3 separate regions of the Homo sapiens genome follow, and all the other regions are linked to region 2. A link is a contact called in ENCODE Hi-C or POLR2A ChIA-PET data. All regions are on one chromosome and are shown on one strand. Each heading gives the region's core, a stretch centred on a gene start or an enhancer-like site at or near the end of the contact. The rest is flanking DNA. Distances are from core to core; before and after follow the strand shown.

Region 1 (3,406 bases), core at 437-2,936, 390 kb before region 2:
TAAAACAGGTGGCCCATCTGAAGTAGAAAATGGAGACAAACATAAATCAGGATCAAATACCTTTACAAGCATTTGTCTATGTAAAAAGGTATGGTTCCCTTGTAAACAGAAATGATTATTCTGTCTTCATTCATCCATTCAACCTGAATTTAAACTTTCTAGTTGTTGAATAACTTGCTAAGCCCTGAAATTAGAAAGATGAGTCAGACTGAGAGTTTACAGTTTGACGAGAGAGACACAGAACAAGTACTTGAAATCCAATTCAATAAATGTTCTTCTAAGCATATGCATAAACAATTTGGAAGCACAGAGATGTAGGCAGAGTTTTTTGTTGCTGTTGTTCTGTTTTGTTGGCTGGGTGGCAGGGGTTATAACTATTAAGCAAAACCATAAATAGAAGGCATTAATGGTATGAAGAATGGAGGAAATGGATTTTTTTGGGGCGGGGCATATCACTTCCACTCTTCCAAATAATTGAGAGAAACTTTCTCCAGGATATGGAAATGTTTGGAGAACTTAGTGACTGATGCATGTATAAGCTTGGAAAATTAACATTTATTGAGTATCTGGCCAGGCACTTTACATAAAGCGTTATCGCCATCCTTAGTTCACCAGAGGAGGGGTGGTTTTAGAGATGAGGGACAGTCTCAGAGAACTTAGGCGTAACTACGCCAGCATTTCACTAGTAGTGAAATAAATGACGGGCGTGTGAAGTCCAGGTCTGTCTGGATTCCCCAAAGCCCCTTACACCATACTACCTTTGGAAAAGCAATGGAAAAGAAGAAATCAGGCAAGTGATGTATGGACCCATTATACTTCCCCCACTCTCATTTTAATATCACCTTGGCAAAGCTGAAGAGCAGACATCTTCGTGCCTCCATCAGTTATGCCCTCTGGGAGTCTCAGTTCATCCCTTCACACGCGGGATACTTAACTCTGCGGGATCTAAACCCTGGCCAAAATAAATTTTAAAGCTGGAAAAAATCCACACTGTACCCTTTGCATTGCCCTAATAGGCTGAAAATAGCCATGATAACCAAATTAAGGGACAGCGGCTGAGACTCAGACTCACTCCTTGTACACATTTTACTTAGGAAGGCGGGGAGGGGCGTGAAGTTAAGCCCTCAACAATTATTTCCTTAATTTGGGAGAAGGGCCTTCAGCTGGCGTCCCTGGCTGATTCTCAGCTCTGCTCTTGCTGAGTGGACAAGTCTCGGAGCGGCCCTGCTGTGTGCGGGGGACAAGCGGGGTGGGGAAGGCTGAGCGGGGAAAACGAGGGGTTCTCGGGTTGGAAAACAAAGAGAAGGAATGGATTTGGGGACCAAGGGCGTGGAGGAGTGTCAGATTTTGAGCGAGGCTTCCTGCATACTGAGTGTAAAATTTCGCAGGAGGAGTTGGGCAGACCGAGGCAGATTTGGCAACAAAAGGGTCCCGGGCTGGGCAAGTTTACGAACCGGGATGCGAGAACAGAGCTGGAGAGATTTGACGCGGAGCGCGAAGAAAGCGGGCTGAACTCGCACTGCGCCGCTGGCTCCCGGCTAGCGGGCGGGGTCTCCAGGGAGCCGCACCTCAGCCCACCCTGAGGGCGGGGCTGGCCCGGCGGTTACATAACAAACCTGTGAGAGCGGCTGGGGGCGGTTCGGGCGCTGGTGGGGGCGGGGCAGGGGCGGGGCCAGGGCGGGGCCAGACCTGCACCGGGCCAGGCAAGATGGCGGCCATGGAGACCGAGACGGCGCCGCTGACCCTAGAGTCGCTGCCCACCGATCCCCTGCTCCTCATCTTATCCTTTTTGGACTATCGGGATCTAATCAAGTAATGGGACGACACGCATGGCAGGGGTGGGGGCATGGGGAGAGGAGGCGGTGAGGCAGGGGGAAAGGGGGTCGGGGCCGCTGACAGGACCCGAGCTTCCGCGACACCAGAAGGTGACGCCAGGGCCGCCCTCATCCTGCGGAGCCACCGGGGACCGGGGCGAGACGGGGGCGGAAAGGGCCTCGCCCTGAGTCTTCCTCCTGTCCTGGGCCCAGGTATGAGAAGCGACGAGATATCTCTCTCCCAGGCCTCGGTGAGGCCCACTTGCAAGAGAAGGAGGTAGTGGCCCTCGTGCCGCACCGCCGCGCTCCGCGGACCCCCGCTGGCCCCGCAGGTGCCCGCCCGGTTGGGGTCAGTCCCTGCTGCTGTGTAAAAGCCCCTGTCCCGGCCAGGCGCTCTTCTCTGCTGGGTCCGGGGCCTGCGGAGTCTGGCGCCGGGGTGGGCAGGTGGGTGAGCGAGAGGAGAAGATAGGCAACCCCTTACTCCCCTGGCGCGACTTCCCCAGCGCCAGAATCGCTGTCCGGGCTCACTTTCGGACTTCAGTGCGTGAGAATTGTTTTGCTGTCAGCATTGCTCCTTACGGTTCGATGTTGGATTTTATGTTTTGGTACTGACTTCCGGTGATGCCATACCGGTGACTATCTTTTCTCCTGGACACCTTGGGTTTCCCACATTACTAGCATCTGTTCCAGAAATAAACACCGGTTGCTGATAAGGGTGGTTCAATGCCCAGTTTCTTCAGAACTTGGGACTGTCTGGGGTGGTGGAAGAAATGGCGCTGCCAGCCCGCCCCCCAGCTGTCAGGATTGTTTACACCCTTGACAGGGGGTGGCATGGCTGTGAGTTTCCTGTGCTACCGTATATATTTGCAGAGGATGCAAAGTCGCCCTCTTAGGATAGGTGGGCGAGATTTGTTTTGTGTTTGGATTAACCATTAGATTCTAGCCATTTGATGATTGTGCCCTGTGTTATTAGAGGTCTTTTTATAAATACAGATTTCTTGGAGCTACAGATAGTTGTTGGCCTAGCTAAGTGGTGATAGAGAGATACCTCAAGTTTTTGGTCACTACCTGTACTGGTCGCTACCTGTACCTGCTAGCAATTTTATTTTTCTAGAAAATACTTACAATTTAACTAACAGTCTCCAACTTTTGATTGCTGCCAGAGTAATCTTTCCAAGACACATCTGGTTGTCATTCTCCTTAAAACCTGTGACACCCCTATGTTTATAGACTATAACCTAAACTTCTGGGGCATTGAAAGCTCTTATCATCTGGCTTGTATATCTAAGGTCCTCCAGGACTTATTTCTCCACCACTATCACATTTGCACCATCCATTCTAACCAAATCAGACCTCTGCCAGCATACAACACACTTGCACTTTCTTTTTTTTTTTTTTTCCTGTGGCTCAAGCTCTCGACCTTGCCTGGAATGCCTTGCCTACCTCTTCTCAACTTGGCAAGGTGGAGAAGATGCCCTCTCTACCTTCTTCCTGCAGAATTGATTTGCCATGTCAGGTAGATGGCGTGCTTCTTGATTGTAAGGGCTGCCTTGCTTATCTTCCTATTCAAAGATTTTTTTTTCCCCGAGGGC
Region 2 (3,500 bases), core at 31-2,530:
TTGGGCAAAGCCACGTCTGAGTGAACAGGAGGCAGGTGCAGCAGCGACCTTGGCCTATGTTGAGGAAGCTACTTGGCCTTATTTATATCTAGGATTGGTTATAACATGAATTTATCCCCATTCTATGTGGTGTTTAAAAGGGCCCATGATTTTTCTTAAATGTCTGCAGAAGTATCGTCTAGAGAAGGAAGCCAGGGAGTAAAGGAAAATGGGCAGAACCGTCTAAGGAGATATTTTAACTCTAGGTTTGAATCTGACCTGTGTTGTTAAAGCTATTTATTCTCTTTTATAATAAAAGGTCTTTCCCTGTTTCTAACAGAAGTTCAAGTTCTCTCATGACACAATTTAGTTAGCATGGAAAGAGGGTCATGATATAGTGTTAACGGGAAAAGCAAGTTGCTGAATATTATACCTTTTATATCTTAAAAAAAAATTAAGTTGAGGCTACGTCTATGGATATAAATATTTGTATGAAGAGGTCTGGAAGGATCCATCACACTTGACTGACAGCATGACTCTAGAGAATAGCAAGGTGATATGGTTTGGCTGTGTCTCCACCCAAATCACACCTTGAATTGTAGTTCCCATAATCCCCATGCATTGTGGAAGGGACTCAGTAGGAGGTAACTGAATCATGGGGGCAGTTACCCCTACGCTATTCTTCTGATAGTGAGTTCTCACAAGATCTGATGGTTTTATTCTCCCCACTTCACTCGGCACTTCTCTTTCCTGCCATCATATGAAGAAGAATGTGTTTGTTTCCCCTTCTGCCATGATTGTAACTTTCCTGAGGCCTCCCCAGCCATGCGGAACTGTGAGTCAACTAAACTTCTTCCCTTTCTAAATTACTCAGTCTCGGGCAGTTCTTTATAGTAGCGTGAGAGTGGACTAATACACAAGGCAAAGAGGGCCTTTTGCATTTTACTGCATCTACCTGAGTATTGCTTGAATTTAATAAAATATATATTACTTTCATAATTTTTTAAAATCCAATGAAGATTGAAGATAGGCCTATATTTATCTGGGCCTCACACTGGAACTATGACAGCAAACTGTGGGAAAACTCTTCCCTTTTCAGAATGAAAATCGTTGGCTGGGCTTGGCTGCTAATGTAGGAAGAAGCAGGAAATGCAGATGGTAGAACTCCACCAAAACATCTGCTTATGGCTTGTAAAGACACAGACGGGGGATGGGGGAAGAAGGGAAGATCTTGAGGCTGTTATCCACAGATGAGAAAACGAAAGCCCTGAAAAGTGAAATGATTTGGTAACAGCCAGGGGTGACCTCAGTCTCCTGAATGCAACCAATGCAATTTTCCCTCACCCAGGCTGTTTTCCCTAGACCTTAAACCAAAGTAGTGTCTGCTGGTAGCTTTCAGAATGAGAAAATGGGCCAGGAATGATAGTTCATGCCTATAATCCCAGCACTTTGGGAGGCCGAGACTGGCAGATTACTTGAGGTTAGGAGTTCGAGACCAGACTGGCCAACATGGTGAAACCCCATCTCTACTAAAAATACAAAAATTAGCCAGGTGCAGTGGTGCGTGCCTGTAGTCCCAGCTACTTGGGAGGCTGAGGCAGGAGAATTGCTTGAACCTGGGACGTGGAGATTGCAGTGAGCCGAGACTGTGCCACTGCACTCCAGCCTGGACAACAGAATCAGACTCCATCTCAAAAAAATAAAATAAAATAAAGAGAGAGAGAATGAGAAAATGAACTAGAGGTACCTGATACTTTTTATTTTACTAAAGAAATCCTTGAGGGATCTTCAATATCATCTGTAAGCTCACGGGCCTTAAAAGAGAAATTGTTCTGCACAAACACGTCCATAAAGCAGAAGTGGGAATACTTCTCTCTCATTTTATTTTATTTTATTTATCTTTTATTTTTGAGACAGAGTCTTGCTATGTCACCCAGGCTGGAGTGCAGTGGCACAATCCCGACTCACTGCAACCTCCACCTCCTGGGTTCCAACAATTCTCATGCTTCAGCCTCCCAAGTAGCTGGGACTATAGGTGTGCACCACCATACCTGGCTAATTTTTGTATTTTTAGTAGAGACGGGGTTTCATCACATTAACCAGGATGGTCTCGAACTCCTGACCTCAAGTGATCCACCCTCCTTGGGCTCCCAAAGTGTTGGGATTACAGGATTGAGCCACCGCATCTGGCCCCTATTATTTTATAGACCAGCACTACCCTTCTAACAAAACCAGACACCTTTTAGCAAAACAAAACTACAGACCAATACCCCTCATGAACATGAAACTAAAAATTCCTAACAATGGCCTGGCCGTTGTTAGAAATTTCTTTTGAGATGGAGTCTTGCTCTTGTCACCCAGGCTGGAGTGCAGTGGCATGATCTCAGCTCACTGCAACCTCTGCCTCCCAGGTGCAAGCGATTCTCCTGCCTCAGCCTCCTGAGTGGCTGGGATTACAGGCACCCACCACCATACCCAGCTAATTTTTTTGTGTTTTTAGTAGAGACAGGGTTTCACCATGTTGGCCAGGCTGGTTTCGAACTTCTGACATTAGGTGATCCTCCTGCCTTGGCCTCCCAAAGTGCTGGGATTACAGGCATGAGCCACCACATCTGGCCAGGAATTTCTTTAGTTTGTAAAAAGTTGTCTTTTTACAAACTAAAGATAAACCCTGTGATCATCTCAATAGACAAAGAGAAAGCATTTGCCAAAATCTGATAACCAGTCATGATAAAAATTCACAGCAAATTTGCTAGAGAAGGGAATTTCCTCAGCCTGATAAAGGGCCTCTGTGAAACAAAATCAAAACTATAGCCAACATCATACTCTAGAGAAAGACTGATATTTCCCTCCAATGCCAGGATCAAGGCAAGGATGTCCACTCTCCCTATTTCTATTCAGCAAAGTACTAGAAGTTCTAGCCAGTGCAATAAGGCAAGAAAAATAAATAAAAGCCTTACAGATTTGAAAGAATGAAAAGTGTCTTTATTCACAGATAACATTATTTCCTATTTAGAAAAATCTCAAAGATTCTATAAAAAGCTACTAGAACTAAAATGAGTTTAGGAGGGTCATATGATATAAGGTTTTTAAAATTATATTTCCATACACTAACAAAGAAATTTTTCTATTACTATATGCCAAAGCACTGAAAAACATGAAAAATGTATGTACAAATTTGTATGTGGAAAACTATAAAACATTGATGAGAGAAAAGAAAGAATACCTAAGTAAATGGAGAGAGATATGTTCACGGATTAAAAAAAAAAACACTGTTAAGATAGAGATCTCTAAATGGTCTAGATTCAAAGAAATTCCAACCAAAAATCCAGCAGGCTTTTTAAATAGAAATTAACAAGAAGATACTAAAATCTGTATAGAAAGCATAAGACCTAGAATAGCCAAAAAGATTTTTTAAAAGAATAAAGAATACTCACACTATCTGACTTCAAGACTTACTACAGAACTAAAGCAGTGAAACTCAATCACGGTCAATTTTACTCCCTAGGGGGACATTTAGC
Region 3 (3,604 bases), core at 566-3,065, 370 kb after region 2:
GAACCAATAACCGTGTGCTCCCACTACCTTGCTCACTGGAACTATGACAAGGCAACTAAAGGGTGAAAGAAAGGCTAACAAATGTTACCAGGTCGGGATTCCAGCGGTAGCAAGCAAAACGAGTGAGAACAACAGCGGGCCCCTCTCCGTCCACTGCAGCTAGTGTGCCGAGGACAGTGTTCCTTTGATTCCTGATAACCAGCACTTCAACTCTTCCCTTAGAGAGTTATCTACTTAATTTCTGAATACATACTTCCTTACACCATCTAAGAACCTGTTCACAAATGCCCAAAGCTCCAGAATTGGTATTTCAGCTATTAGAGAAAACAGGGTACCATGTTTTTATTTTAAGCAGGTGACATTTGGGAATTTCCTTCACTGAGTAAGTGGGCCCAAAAGATTTCTCAAGACTGTTTTCAATGTCATTTGGTTTTAAATTCCCAAATGTCTTAGCATTTGTCTTCTCTTCACAACATAAATCAAGGAGACATTCTCAATGTGGCCACTATGTGCTTACCTGAATCCTTTACATGGAAGCAGACTAAGGTCAATATTATGATTTTTCTTAGAAAAGGACAAGTGAAAAATGGTTCTCTACCATAATCTGTCGTTAGCATTTTGAAGATTAAAATGAGCATTAGTGAGTAAGTCAAACACAAGAGTGGGGCCACTGAGAAGCACCCATTTGACCCAGAGGAAGGAATCACAGTTTCACTGGTTGGTGTTTTTACAAATGAAAGGCTTTTGTCAGAAAGGGAACTAATTCCTACGACATCCCAGACTGGAGCTCCAGAAAGGGGAAAAAGTTGTAACTTAACCAAAAGAAAAAAGCCAAGGGTTATCTGAGTATCTTAACAGTTATCTGAGTCACCCCTATTAACTGGGTTGTAGATCTGCTATAACCAGCATTTTAGAAGTGATATCCGATTCTCTTCATGTGTTTGAACATTTAAAGAAACCAGAATCCTAAATCAACTGCCCCCAAAAGACACGATTAGGCCCGTGGCAGAATTTGCCAACTTCCCTCCTAATTTCATGTAACTGTTTTTTTAGCCAAAAACTTCTATTCACTAAAATACTGCTTATACATAAAGTGTTAATAAATACCTTTTATGCCAAATTCCTGCCAGTAGAACTCACATAAACCTCTCATCCCTCCCAGGAAGAGTCTGGGGAGACAAGCTGACTCTTGACTCCTAGCAGTCTGGAGAACAAAGTGGGCAAGGGAGGAGCTCGGCCCCTGGCCATACTGTGTCGTCAAGGTTTGTGGTTGAGACAGGGGGCAAAGAACTACACAAATTCCAGATACCACACTTGTCACCGGTAGCACCGCGGAGCATATCCCGGAGCTCCCCGGCGCGTGCCTGGCACGTTAGCGGGCGCACAGACCAACGCGCGGTCAAGTTGAGAGTCTGGGTAGAAAGAAAAAAGCTGGGCTGTGCGGGCGGGCTCTGCCGCTTGCAGCCCACCAGCCAGAGAGGAACTCGATCCGCCCGCTCGGCGGGGGCGTTGGCCAAGTGGTCGCAGCTGTGCTGTGCTCGCCCAGCCGGCCGTTGACAGGCGCAGGCGGCCGAACGCCCCACGCCGCCCGCCCCGCGCCGGGACCCAGCCCGCGCACCCCAGCCCGCCCCGCGCCATCCCAGGCGGCAGTCCTCGGCACCTACCCGGAGGCCTGTGCGCGGGGCTGTGGAGAGCCGAGAGGTTCAGCGCAGCAGCCTTCTCCTGCACGGTGGCCATGGCCCTTGCTCCCCGGACGCCAACTCCTCCAGCAGCTTCACAGCTCCCTAGCTCCCTGAGCGCCCGTCTGTTAACTGTGCGGGGCGTGGCTCCCTGCAGGCCCCGCCCCCGCTGCCGGTCACGTGTCTCTCTGGCAACCACTGAACGTAGCCCGCGGCGCCAGCGATCCAAGTTTCCTCGGGCGCGATGCCACGCGAGCGGTGGTCGGGGACAAAGCGGTTCCCTGGGCCGGCACTACGCGGCCCGCGGCTCACACCAGCGGGATTCGAACCGCGGCCTGCCGTAGATTAACTCGGGACCAGGCCGGGCGCGGTGGCTCACGCCTGTAATCCCAGCACTTTGGGAGGCCAGGGCAGGTAGAGCACCTGAGGTCAGGAGTTCGAGAGCAGCCTGGCCTACATGGCGAAACCCCTTCTCTACTAAAAATACAAAAATTAGCTGGGCTTGGTGACAGGCGCCTGTAATCCCAGCTACTCGGGAGGCCGAGGCACAAGAATCGCTTGAACTCAGGAGGCGGAGGTTGCAGTGAGCCGAGATCCACCACTGCACTCCAGCCTGGGCGACACAGCGAGACTCCGTCTCAAAAAAAAAAAAAAAAAAAAAAGAAATAGAAAAAGTCGGGAACCTGGCAAGCTGCCTAACTGCTCTGTGCGTCGGTGTCCTCACCTGTGATGCGGGGGTAGGTTTAGTACCTGCTTCACTGAGATGTTTGTTTGTTTTTTAACGAGGTTTATAGGAACCAATTCAGGTTCAGCATTTAGTAACTGCGTCCGGAACGTAAGTGCTTAAAATTATGTCATAGTAGTAGTAGTAATAGTGATAATAACAATAATAATCGAGTTTTTCAGACATCCCTACCTGTGCAGAACAAACAAATCCTATGTGGCCCAGGAGAGCAATGTCTAGAGGTCACAGGAGGGCAGCAACGAAAGACCCTGGGACTGGCTGCCAGGAAATCTGTGCTGCCTCCAAAGGAACTGTGGGTCGGGTGGGTAGGGACAGTTTGCTGCCGGTTGGAGTGAAGGTGAGGAGAGAAAAGGAGGAAGGGCTATTAATGGGACACATCTTAGTTACTTGGAAGTTGAAGCCAGGCCAGGGATCCAATGCTGGATACCTCTGAAAGGATGAGTGGTCTTAGAGACCAATAATCCAATTGCCAGACACTTGCCCTTTTTTTTTTCTTTTTTTTCAAGTTTGGGAATTTTGCAATGATTTTCAAAACGATTATGACGTCTTCTTAGAAGGAGGATGCTTGTGTGATTTAGGTGTAAATTAGAATGGTGTTTAAGTGGGAGTTCATTATTTAGCTTATTGGAAAGAGCTTCTACATGGGATTGTTTCAGAGAATACATACTAAGAAGCTGCCCCTGGGGACTTGGGTTTGTGGGTGGGAGGTGGGGGCCAGTTGCTGCTGCTTAGTGTTAGAAAAAGCTGGCCAGGCACGGTGGCTCACGCCTGTAGTCCCAGCACTTTGGGGGGCCCGAGGCAGGGGGATCTTCGAGGTCAGGAGTTCGAGAACAGCCTGGCCAAGATGGCGAAACCCCTACTAAAAATACAAAAACTGTCCGAGTGTGGTGGCAGGCACCTGTAATCCCAGCTACTTGGGAAGCTGAGGCAGGAGAATCGCTTGAATCCAGGAGGCGGAAGTTGCAATGAGCGAAGATTGTGCCACTGCACTCCAGCCTGGATGACAGAGTGAGACTCCATCTCAAAAAAGAAAAAAAAAGGTTGCCAACCAGTTGGCAACCTTTTTTTAATGTGACCTCTTCCCCTGATGGTAGTAAAACCCTGCTTTACTTCTGTTTAAGGATTTTCTTTGTAATCTCTCAATTGGCTGCTACACACAGAAAGAGGATGCATTCAGGGC

Evidence for each region. Hi-C counts contacts between places; a loop is a spot of excess contacts on that map. ChIA-PET counts read pairs that join two places held with the same protein, here RNA polymerase II (POLR2A). Pooled maps may share reads with other maps.
Region 1: a pooled map shows a loop between it and region 2 (8-fold over the local background). The contact joins the promoter of FBXO3 here to the enhancer-like site in region 2. A Hi-C loop is called at or near these places in 4 of 37 single-sample maps with no recorded cell type and 4 of 50 pooled maps. POLR2A ChIA-PET finds 5 or more read pairs at or near these places in 4 of 52 experiments (AG04450, Panc1, activated naive CD4-positive, alpha-beta T cell and 1 more).
Region 3: a loop to region 2 is called in a map with no recorded cell type, with 5 times the contacts of the local background. The contact joins the promoter of DEPDC7 here to the enhancer-like site in region 2. A Hi-C loop is called at or near these places in 4 of 37 single-sample maps with no recorded cell type and 2 of 50 pooled maps.

Annotation. Positions count from the first base shown.
Region 1 is chr11:33,772,800-33,776,205 of GRCh38, reverse strand. FBXO3 (F-box protein 3) reads left to right here and starts at 1,686. Exons shown (of 11, transcript NM_012175.4): 1 at 1,686-1,812. The coding sequence starts at 1,709. It overlaps FBXO3-DT (FBXO3 divergent transcript), which reads right to left and starts at 1,507. Exons shown (of 3, transcript NR_120550.1): 1 at 1,455-1,507; 2 at 843-952; 3 at 536-758. RefSeq lists silencers at 1,594-1,693, 2,154-2,223 and an enhancer at 2,172-2,672.
Region 2 is chr11:33,385,496-33,388,995 of GRCh38, reverse strand. The region is part of intron 1 of KIAA1549L (KIAA1549 like); the gene reads right to left. Among named protein-coding and RNA genes, the nearest start is that of KIAA1549L, 11 kb to the right of the region's middle. Within about 2 kb of position 1,280, at least 3 of the 41 ENCODE cell types and tissues checked have a DNase peak (open chromatin) inside an H3K27ac peak, as active enhancers do.
Region 3 is chr11:33,014,089-33,017,692 of GRCh38, reverse strand. It overlaps DEPDC7 (DEP domain containing 7), which reads right to left and starts at 1,815. Exons shown (of 9, transcript NM_001077242.2): 1 at 1,665-1,815. The coding sequence starts at 1,737. LOC105376615 (a long non-coding RNA gene) reads left to right here and starts at 1,903. Exons shown (of 4, transcript XR_931167.2): 1 at 1,903-2,416. RefSeq lists silencers at 1,541-1,600, 1,921-1,970.